Regions from separate parts of the Mus musculus genome. Here region 1 is linked to region 2. A link is a contact called in ENCODE Hi-C or POLR2A ChIA-PET data. All regions are on one chromosome and are shown on one strand. Each heading gives the region's core, a stretch centred on a gene start or an enhancer-like site at or near the end of the contact. The rest is flanking DNA. Distances are from core to core; before and after follow the strand shown. Region 1 holds the start of Dhps (deoxyhypusine synthase). Region 2 holds the start of Best2 (bestrophin 2).

Evidence for each region. Hi-C counts contacts between places; a loop is a spot of excess contacts on that map. ChIA-PET counts read pairs that join two places held with the same protein, here RNA polymerase II (POLR2A).
Region 1: POLR2A ChIA-PET joins it to region 2 with 36 read pairs in embryonic stem cell. The contact joins the promoter of Dhps here to the promoter of Best2 in region 2. A Hi-C loop is called at or near these places in 2 of 37 maps with a recorded cell type or tissue (left cerebral cortex and v-Abl transformed pro-B cells). POLR2A ChIA-PET finds 5 or more read pairs at or near these places in 4 of 5 experiments (Patski and embryonic stem cell).

What each region holds. Positions count from the first base shown.
Region 1 is chr8:85,070,418-85,075,283 of GRCm38, forward strand. Dhps (deoxyhypusine synthase) reads left to right here and starts at 1,340. Exons shown (of 9, transcript NM_001039514.1): 1 at 1,340-1,636; 2 at 2,035-2,199; 3 at 2,878-2,999; 4 at 3,086-3,182; 5 at 3,264-3,350; 6 at 3,795-3,900; 7 at 3,976-4,079; 8 at 4,317-4,442; 9 at 4,517-4,744. The coding sequence starts at 1,430. The coding sequence ends at 4,612. It overlaps Wdr83 (WD repeat domain containing 83), which reads right to left. Exons shown (of 9, transcript NM_026399.2): 9 at 4,618-4,866. The coding sequence ends at 4,777.
Region 2 is chr8:85,011,281-85,016,760 of GRCm38, forward strand. Best2 (bestrophin 2) reads right to left here and starts at 3,128. Exons shown (of 10, transcript NM_001130194.1): 1 at 3,097-3,128; 2 at 2,102-2,306; 3 at 1,910-2,004; 4 at 89-322; 5 at 1-3. The coding sequence starts at 2,253.

The sequences.
Region 1 (4,866 bases), core at 90-2,589, 57 kb after region 2:
GTATCATGGATTCAAGTCACTTTGCCCTCCCGGATGTATGCAGACCTCCCTCCAGGTAGTGGTACTGGGCACTGATGGCAGATATTGGTTAAATGAAGGGGATCGTTGGAAAAATAGTGTCTCTGAAGTCTTTATGTAATAGGAATTTTCTGGGTCTTCTGGTCTTGGCAGTTTTCACCAATCACCTTTTCCTTCAGCTCAGGTTACCAACTCCTCCTCCTCCTCTTCAGAGAGAGAGAGAGAGAGATTGATTGATTGATTGTAGGCCAGAGGACAACCTCATATGTCACTCTCAGAAGACATTCACCTGGTCCTCAAGCCTGTGTTATGACCTTGTGCATGCATGGCCTGCTGTGGCGGTCAGAAGAGAATGTATGGGAATCCAGACTCTTCTTCTATCGTAAGCCTTTGGCTACTGAGTCATTCTGCAGGCCCCATCCCAAGGATCTGCCTGTCTCTGCTTCCCCAGAGCTGGAATTACTGGTATTGTCAACCCCCAAGCCCCTTGAGTTCTGGTAATTGAACGCACATATACAATCCACACTCTTGCTTTTTCAAAAAGCAAGGACCATACTAACATCTATTTCCCTAGCCACACAGGTCCCTTTTGTTAAGACAGGGTCCTGCTCTCTATCGTTCAGCCTGGCCTGGAACTCGAGATTCTTCTGCCTCGACCTCTGGATTGCAGTGTGTCCCAAGCCTGGTTTAATCACTAAACCATTTTCTGTTTCATCATACTATGGTCACCGGGAGGTCAGAGGTCTTGTCCATTGCTAAATCTCAGCTTCCAGCAGAGAGCACTATTTCTAGTCTAGACTACACAAACCAGAAGAAGGGGTGCCCCTGTCCTAGGCTCAGTGTATCATTAAGAGGATGCATGATAGATTCTCAGCAAGCTTCTCGTGGTAAATAGATGGCAGTCATCCCTGCCTCCCCAGAGGCCCATGATCCAGTTAAAATTGAGCTATGGCTGGAGGGGGAAAAGAGGAGGCAACAAAGTTTGTGGAGACTGGAAGAAGCATCAAAAGAAAACACTATTCCATTTGACAAAAGGCTGCAACTCTTTTTTTTTTTTTTTTTTGCCTGATGCCCTAAGTCGTGTTCAAGGACACCGTCCAAGAAACAATCACTTCGCTCATGGGGGACAAGAATATTTGGACAGAGAGACAGCTTGCAAACTAGGCACTTCCCTATGCTTGAAGCTCAGTAACAGCTCCTGGACCACATGTACGGAACACAGGGATAAAATGGCGGCTACCAGGACGGCGGGCGCTGCCCAAGGTCACGAGACCAAGTGACTTCCGGTTTCGTCGCCCCACGCCCCCAAGGCTCTCGAGTCGCACTTCCTGGGCTCCGGCCGACCTCGCTGAGGGATTTTGCGGGTCTCAGGGCGCCGAGGCTGCTGAGACCTGAGAGCGGCCGCGAGCACATGGAAGGGACCCCGCCAGGGGCGGCGCCCTCCTCGGCGCTGGCCGCCGTGCTCAAGCACAGCTCAGCGTTGCCGCCCGAGAGCGCCCAGGTCCAAGGCTACGACTTCAACCGCGGCGTAGATTACCATGCGCTTCTGGACGCCTACCGCACCACCGGCTTCCAGGCTACCAACTTCGGGCGCGCGGTGCAGCAAGTCAACGCCATGGTGAGGCGCGGGGCCACCCGGGCGGGATGCCGGGCCGCTGCGCGCGGATTTCCGCGTGAGCGTCCGGGAGAGGGCGGAGTCCGGGTAAACTAGAGTTCTGCGATGGGTGGAGCTTGGAGTTAAAAATCCAAAAGGGCTTTGTAGGAGGAGCTTAACGCTAGGGGAGCCCGGGGTTCGATTTTCCCGGTGGAAGGAGACTTGAAGATACTGGGTGGTTCTCAAACCATCAAGTGACAGACCTGGACCTGGAATGGGAGGGTTAGGGTCTGCCCAGGGGTTGTGCTTTGGTTTTGTAGTAGTCTCCCTGAGTGCAATCAACCTCTGGAATCCAGGCCAGGTAGGGTACCTCAACTGAGGTTTGGAGTCTTAGTGCAACTTTCCTGTGCCCTTATGACCAGATTGAGAAAAAACTGGAGCCACTGGCTGTAGATGAAGATCATCACGCAGACCTGACTCAGAGCCGCCGCCCACTTACAGGCTGCACCATTTTCTTGGGCTATACTTCCAACCTCATCAGTTCAGGCATCCGGGAGACCATTCGATACCTCGTGCAGCACAACATGGTGGGTCCACGTTAGCTCTGGAACCCCAGCCTCCTTGGGCCAGTAGGAAAAAAAAAAAAAGGGTTATTTTTCAGTTAAGAGAAATGAAGAGGCTCAGAGATTATTTGCGGTCCTGTGAAAGATTTGGGTTTGCTTTTTAACAACCACATGGTGACTCAGAACCGTCTGTAATGGGATCTTTTGATGCCATTACAGATCTGGTGTGTCTGAAGAGAGGGACAGTGTATTCACATATATTAAATACATCTTTTAGTCTTTTTTGTTTTTGTTTTGTTTGAGACAGGGTTTCTCTGTATAGCCCTGGCTGTCCATCCTGGAACTCACTCTGTAGACCAGGCTGGCCTTGAACTCAGAAATTCTGCCTGCCTCTACCTCCCAAGTGCTGGGATTAAAGGCATGCACCACCACCGCCCAAAATAGATTAAAAAAAAAAAAGGGTGTGAGGAGATGGAGTATTGTTCTTTGACATCCCGGCAGTCCTCATGCCTCAGCCTCCTTTCCGAGTGCTGGGATCGCAAGACCGTGCCACTTTTTCTGGCTGTGGGTCTGCTTCAGGCAGAGGGAGGCCTGGCCTGGAGTTGGTTTTGTTGTAGCGCTCATGCTTAGGTCTGGATGAGCTCACCCAGGTTAGGTTGCTGCTTAGAAGGGGGGGTCAGTGTTGCCTGCGACCGACCACAGGTGGATGTATTGGTGACCACTGCTGGAGGTGTGGAAGAAGATCTCATCAAATGCCTGGCGCCCACATACCTTGGCGAGTTCAGCCTCAGGGGGAAGGAGCTCCGGGAGAGTGGGATCAACAGGTGAGGGAGGCTTTGAGTAGTGGTCGGGGCGGGGAAGCTGGGCAGAGGATCCCCGTGACCCATGCCCGCATGGCTCCCATTTCCAGGATTGGAAACCTGCTGGTGCCGAATGACAATTACTGCAAGTTTGAGGACTGGCTCATGCCCATTCTGGACCAGATGGTGCTGGAGCAGAACACAGAGGTGGGGCTGGAAGGGCTCGGGGACCTGCATAGTAAGAGTCAGAAGACATATGAGCTAATACGATATTCTCTCCCATGATAGGGTGTGAAGTGGACACCTTCCAAGATGATCTCCCGGCTTGGGAAGGAGATCAACAACCCAGACTCTGTGTATTATTGGGCCCATAAGGTGGGTTGGGTGGGGACGGTATTCCCAGGCTTTGGCTTGTACTGACTTTGTCTTTGTAGCTACCTGAGCGTCTCTATAATTATTCTTGGTCTCCCCAAATTAGACGAGGTGTATCACTTGATGGCAAGGTTCTCCTAGTTATGCCCCTACACTCCCGGGATTTAGTGTAGTACCCTAGAAGTCAGTGGGGCCTGACCCAGGGTACTGTGCACCCAGGGACAGTGCAGCACAAGAGTCTGGAAGTGACAAGCCAGTGCTCAGTGTGCCAGCACCTTCAAGCCATGTGTGGTTTTCCTCACTCTGCCTCCACATGTAGAACAGAGGGGTCATGTCCAGCAGAGAAATTGAGTGGCCTACACAGGTTGGGAGGGACGCCACTGGGTTGGGGGTCAGGGTTTTCCTGGGGTGTGAGCTGTAGCTGCTGACTGGTCTTGTCTCCACCAGAACCACATCCCTGTGCTGAGTCCAGCACTCACAGATGGCTCACTGGGTGACATGATCTTCTTCCATTCCTATAAAAACCCAGGCTTGGTCCTGGACATTGTTGAAGGTGAGGTGCTAAGGCCCGGGGAGGAGGGGGAGGAAAGCCCGCCGAGGTCAAGGCCTGACCTCTGCCCTCTCACAGACCTGCGACTCATCAACACGCAGGCCATTTTCGCCAAGCGCTCTGGGATGATCATCCTGGGTGGAGGTGTGGTCAAGCACCACATTGCCAACGCTAACCTCATGGTGAGTGCAGTGGCCTGTGACCGTCCCCACTGTGTTATATGGTGGCTGTGGGGTGAAGGGGAATGGATCGGAGGCATGGAATAGTGCTGTAGTGGGAGCAGAGGTAGGTGTGGTCTCCTGCGGATGGTTTGTGGCAGCCTCAGGCACTGATGGGCCCTTCCTAAAAGCTCTCTAGGCCTTCCTCTGCATCATACCCAGCCTTCTACGGCTTCTGACGAGGGCTTCCTCTACCCACAGAGGAATGGAGCAGACTACGCTGTTTATATCAACACAGCCCAGGAGTTTGATGGCTCAGACTCCGGAGCCCGGCCAGATGAGGCTGTCTCTTGGGGCAAGATCCGGATGGACGCACAGCCAGTAAAGGTAGATGGTGGCAGGGCAGGGTGCAGGGTCCGTGGGCTGCCCATGGCTCCAGGGCTCACTGAGGTCTTCTGCAGGTCTATGCTGATGCTTCTCTGGTTTTCCCCTTGCTGGTGGCTGAGACATTCGCCCAAAAGGCAGATGCCTTCAGAGCTGAGAAGAATGAAGACTAAGAAGATTGGTAAAGACTGAGGCTTTTTGCCACACCTTTATTTATTACTTTACATGCCAGCCCCTCCCTAGGCCCACTCCTTGGTCAGCAGCATCTCTAGAATAAATGGCCCTTTGGTTGGGTTTTCTGAGTCAGTCTGCATCCTTGGTGTCAGGTCCGTAAGCCTCAGCCTGCTCCACCCTCTGCCTCATAGGTCTCTTCTCGCCAGTACTGGATGCTGCCTCCCATGGCAGTCAGTAGGCAGGGTTCCGTGGG
Region 2 (5,480 bases), core at 1,878-4,377:
ATCCTGGAGGGGGCGGGGGGGGGGGTGATCCAACGTTACTCGCACCGCTCACCTGTCTGGCCCTGCCATCCTCTGGCCAGAGACTCACCAGCCTCGACCACGTGGTCTATAGTGGGGAACCGTTTGAAGACTGCTGTGCTAACAGAACGAAGGATCAGCACCGCGGAGAGCCCTGCGTAGCGCATGAGCGTGCGCCGGTAGAGGCGGCCTCGATCGTCTCGCCCATGCACGGTGCCAGCCACTATGCACATGAGTGCGTCCGGCAGAGGCATGCATAGGTACTGGTTCCACCAGCGATGCACCACCAGAGTCACGTAGAAGCCTGGGGACAAGCCGGAGATGGAAACTCAGCAAGGATGCAAGGGCCAAGAGTCTGGGAGCTCAAGCTCTGGGACTGATACAGTCTTTGCATCAGTGACCTTAGAAAAGGCTGGTCACCCTGACCACACAGGCCATCTGGTCTGAGAACGTGGGGATTTAGCCCTGAAGCCAAAGAGACTGGAGCAGGTTGAGGTACCCTGAGATGGGGAGTTGTGGTCCTAATATGGAAGTGGAGATCCTAGGATCCAGAAGGTACATTCCTCTGACCCCAGGGAACCACTGGGCTTGCTTGGGTTATCTGGACTGGAAACAAGGTGAGGACACTGGTGTGTGAAGGTGGAATGTACACCGAGGACATCTAGATAGATTTACCACAGCAGCCACATGTAGTCCCCAAACCAGGAATTTATAAAAGAGTTTAAGCCTGGAAGCCTGGCTGTGGTGGCACAATCCCAGCACTTGGGAGGCAGAGGCAGGTGGATCTCTGAGTTTGAGGCCAACTTGGTCTACAGAGTGAGTTTCAGGACAGCCAGGGCTACACAGAGAAACCTTGACAGAGAGAGAGAGAGAGAGAGAGAGAGAGAGAGAGAGAGAGAGAGAGAGAGACAGAGACAGAGACAGAGACAGAGACAGAGACAGAGACAGAGACACAGAGAGAGACAGAGAGAGACAGAGAGAGAGACACACAGAGAGACACACAGAGAGAGACACACAGAGAGAGACACACACAGAGAGACAGAGAGAAACAAAAAGAGAAACAGAGAGAGAGAGAGAGACAGAGAGAGTCAGAGAGAGACACAGAGAGACACAGAGAGAGAGAGAGAGAGAGTTTAGTCCTCAGCCTGTTTTACTGAGGGAATTTCAGGCCAGCCGAGACTACATAGTAAGAGACCTTGTCCCAAACAAACAGACAAACAAAGAAACAAAACCACCACCACCACCACCACCACCACCACCACCACCACCACCACCACCAAACCCCACACATAGAAAGAGTGTGGGCCTGTGTGAGCGGGGAAGGGGAAGCTGGGCAGGCAGTTCATCCCATCCACGTGATGCAAGGGATGTGAGCTTTCTGTAGGGCTAGGGGCCAGGCTGGATTTGAATGGAATAATATCTATTTCCTGGGGGGAGGGTGCTCAGAATGGGTGTGTGTGTGGAGGATAGTAACCTGACGCAGATACAACTTGTGATGTCTGTGGGTGAGGTGATGCTCCCAAGGGGCACCTTAGAGGACATCATAAAAAATGTCTCAGGATGTAGGGTCATATGGTCATCTTTCAGGTGTGGATTTGGAAGTGGGAAGCTCTGGAGGTTAGATTCCCCACCCCCCACCACGAGACAGGGTTTCTCTGTGTAACCCTGGCTGTCCTGGAACTCACTCTGTAGACCAGGCTGGCCTCGAACTCAGAAATCCTCCTGCCTCTGCCTCCCAAGTGCTGGGATTAAAGGCGTGCGCCACCACACCCAGCTTTGGAGGTTAGATTTGAGTCTTAGAGGGGTAGGAATGGGGGTCTCCAAGAAGCATGGATGGAAAACAGATTTCTCCCTTACGTAGGAATAAGATTCTCAGGGGGCCCAACCTCACCAAGTACGAAAGAGACGGGGATGAGGCTGGCGTACTGGTCGCAGTATATGACAAGCTTCTCGAAGTAGCGCTTCTGCTCTTCTGCCAGTAAGAAGCTGTGGGGTAGGGAATGCAGTAGCTACAGGTCTCCCCTCCACTCCCAGTCCCTTCCGCAGGGCTCAGATCCCCAGCCCCAACTCCAGGTCTTCTCACCGATAGGCGGCGCTTAGTGCCATGTAGAGTCCCAGGAAACATAACAGCTCTCGCCACAGGAGCTTGTAGATGCTTCCGCGCCACAGCAGCAGCAGCTGCGAGAAGCCACCGAAGCGGGCATTCGCCACTCTGGCTGTGTAGGTGACGGTCATCGCTGCGCCTGGCCAGTGTGGCCAATGGAGAAGGTTTTAGCCTGGGTCCGGGCCTGTGAGCCAAGGGAAGATGCTGGGAGGGGCTGATCCTGGGGCTTTCAGTTGAAGGTGGAGGTGCGGGCGACAGCGCAGCAGGTGATGATATCCAATGTCTCAGCACCCTAGCACCTCGTTGCCCTAGGGCGGTCCTCACTCCCGTCCTGGTACCACCCTACCCCAACCCCCAAACGCCCCCCCCCTTTTCCCGGGTCCTGGCCCTTTCTCGAGTTCCCATCTCCCAGTCTTGCTCTGCCTTCCTTCTCTAGACTGATGGTCCAAGCCCCTTGGACTTTATCTTAGGTCCCTCACTCCTAAACCTTTGGATGAATCTAGTCACTTTTTGACCTTCCTCCCACACACCCTCCTATCCCTTTCACCTGTACAACACTCAATCTTTTTGACTTCCTGAGTCTTCAGTTTCTAATCCTCAGGGTTCAATATCCCCCCTCTTGTTGCCCACTCTCCCAAGTTTGGCTTTCTCTCTGTCCTCTCTTGAGACTACAGTCTGCCCCGGCAGAACTACTATCCCCCTCATATTCAGAACTGCTCTGAATGGCGTCTCTAAAGCTCCGGCTCCCCAGTCTGTCCAGCAGCCTCCCTTCCTCTGACAAGGAACCAGCTTACCCCAATGCCCATTTAATCCCCCAGCTCCGACACCTCCAGGCCTTCTTCAGATTCTCCTTTACCTTTCTTCCTTTTGTGCTGCCCCTCCTAGCCTTCCACTCTGCCCCTCTCTCTCCAGGAGTCCTGCCCAAAGCCTGCCAGTCCAGGGCCATTTATTCTCCCAGACCTGGCCCTTCTCACCTGTGGCCGTACAGGGACACAAGGGACAGAGACTAAAAGGGAGGGTGTCTTCAGTATTGGGTGGGGCTGAAGCCAGACTGTTTGGGAAGGAGCTGGGGAGTGGGCGTGGGCAGCCCCTCCCAAGTCCATCCCCTTTAGTTGAGTTACAGCCTCAGAACTTTGTTTGGAGAAGGTCTGCCAGTTTGTCTCCTGGGCAGGGGGGTGGGGTTGGGTGGGGTAGTGGTAGTGTGTGTGTGTGTGTGTGTGTGTGTGTGTGTGTGTGTGTGTGTGTGTGTGTGGTCTGCCTTGTACTTTTTTGCTCCTCTTTGTATCCCTCCCTCCTAGGGAGAAGGTCCAAGGTATCTGGAACCTAGAGCTGAAAAAGCGGGAAGGAGAAGGTCTCTCTCTCTCTCTCACACACACACACACACACACACACCCCACATCCACAGCCCAGCAAGACTGGGTCACCCTTCAGTTTCCTGTGGTCTCAAGCTGTCACAAAGATGCACATCACATTGTAGACCCAGACACACATTTTGCTTCCCTTACCACAGTGGCAATCTACACTGTCACAGAGACTTTCAAGGTCAGCCAGGAATGCTGGCAGCTAAAGGCAGGAGGACTGTCATGAGTTCCATGCTACCCTGGGTTACAGAATGAGACGGAGTCCCACAAACCCAACAGATGGAGAGGTGGCTCAGTGGTTGAGTGTATATTGCTTCTGTAGAATTTGTCCCCCACACCCAGTCTGGTAGCTCACAACCACCTTTACCTCCAGCTGCAGGGGACCCAAGGGCACCTGTACCCAAGTGCACATATCCCAACCCAGGCAGAGACACATATAGACAGAAATGAAAAAGTACATGTGGTGACTAAGAACTCAAACTGCCTGTACTTTCAGAATTTGGTACCTATACCCCTACTGTTGCTTACAAGTGTCTAAAACCCCAGTTCTAGACTTTTTTTTTTTTTTTTTTTTGAGACAGGGTTTCTCTGTGTAGTAGTCCTGGCTATCCAGGAACTCACTCTGTAGACCAGGCTGGTCATGAACTCAGAGATCTACCTGTCTTTGCCTCTCAAGTGCATCAACACCACCCAGCTTGAAATAAATATTTTTTAAAAAACCCAATAGAGAAAAGAAGTCAAAGACACCTCCAAACTCACACGAGAAATAAATGTGGGAGCACCTCTCTCAAAATAGTGGGATAGTCCTAGGGTCAGAGGAGGAACTTGGGGGTTCCTGACATTTGCTAACGTAGTGAAGGCATATTTGCAAGGACTATAGGTGTAGCTTAACAGCAAAAGACTTGTCAAGCATTTGTAAAGCCCTAGACAACATCCCTAGCATCAACAGGGATCCTTACTACAGTTTCATCAACTAAAACCCCAGTGACACCCACCCATTTGTACATTAATATATGGAGGCAGGCATGGTGGCATATGCCCATAATTCAAGCATTTGGGAGGCTATGTATGCAAAGACATCCTAAGCTACATAGTTAGGCCCTGTCTAAAATTTAAAATAGAGAGACATTTTCTCAGTGCTTTCTCTGTTATGTACTGTTATGTTCTGTATGCAGAAACACCCAGACATATACTTAGGTCTCATACTCAACAATGCCCTAAACACACCACCAGGGACACAAATCCTTGTCCCTACATTTGACACTGATTTGAGGCAGAGGTTTTCTCTTCAGAGACACACCAACAGGAGGGCTACTCATAGCCTGGCCCAAAGAGCACTCCCACTGCTACCTCCAACTTCAAGGATGTCTACAGATACACAGGTATGAGAGGGGCAGAGGCTCAGAGAGTAGATCTGGTAGAGATACTCTTGAGTCCCCATGCATTTCTTGCTATCTACCTGCTGAGCAACAGACGTGGGAATGGCCCAGTGCAGCACCACCCCTGGAGGCCCATCTGGCTAGGACTCAGTGTTCCCAGACTGGCAGAAGTCTGCCCCACCCGGGTAAATTAGGAACCAGCTTGGGCTGGCCACTCTTGGACCCATATCTCCGCTGTCCAGCTGCCCAGCAGCCTATAAACTTCAGCAACAAAGGTTGCTGGCTGGGGTGACACTGCCAGCTGTAGGACCTGGGCACTGGACAGGCTGTTCTTAACTATCCTGACTCCTTAGTATGTGTCCTTGAGCTCCCCGCAGCTCATCCCTTCTCCCCCAGCACACACACACACACACACACACACACACACACACACACACACACACACACACACACACACACACATCCTCACACAGTTCTTGATGCCCAGCTGGGCTGGAGGGCAGGTTGCCTGGTTCACATGCCTTCACTACAATAAGCACATGACTCTTACTAAGGTATGAGCAGGGTGCTGGAGGAAGAAAAAAAAAAACCCGTGTGTTTCATCAGCAAGGGAGATGG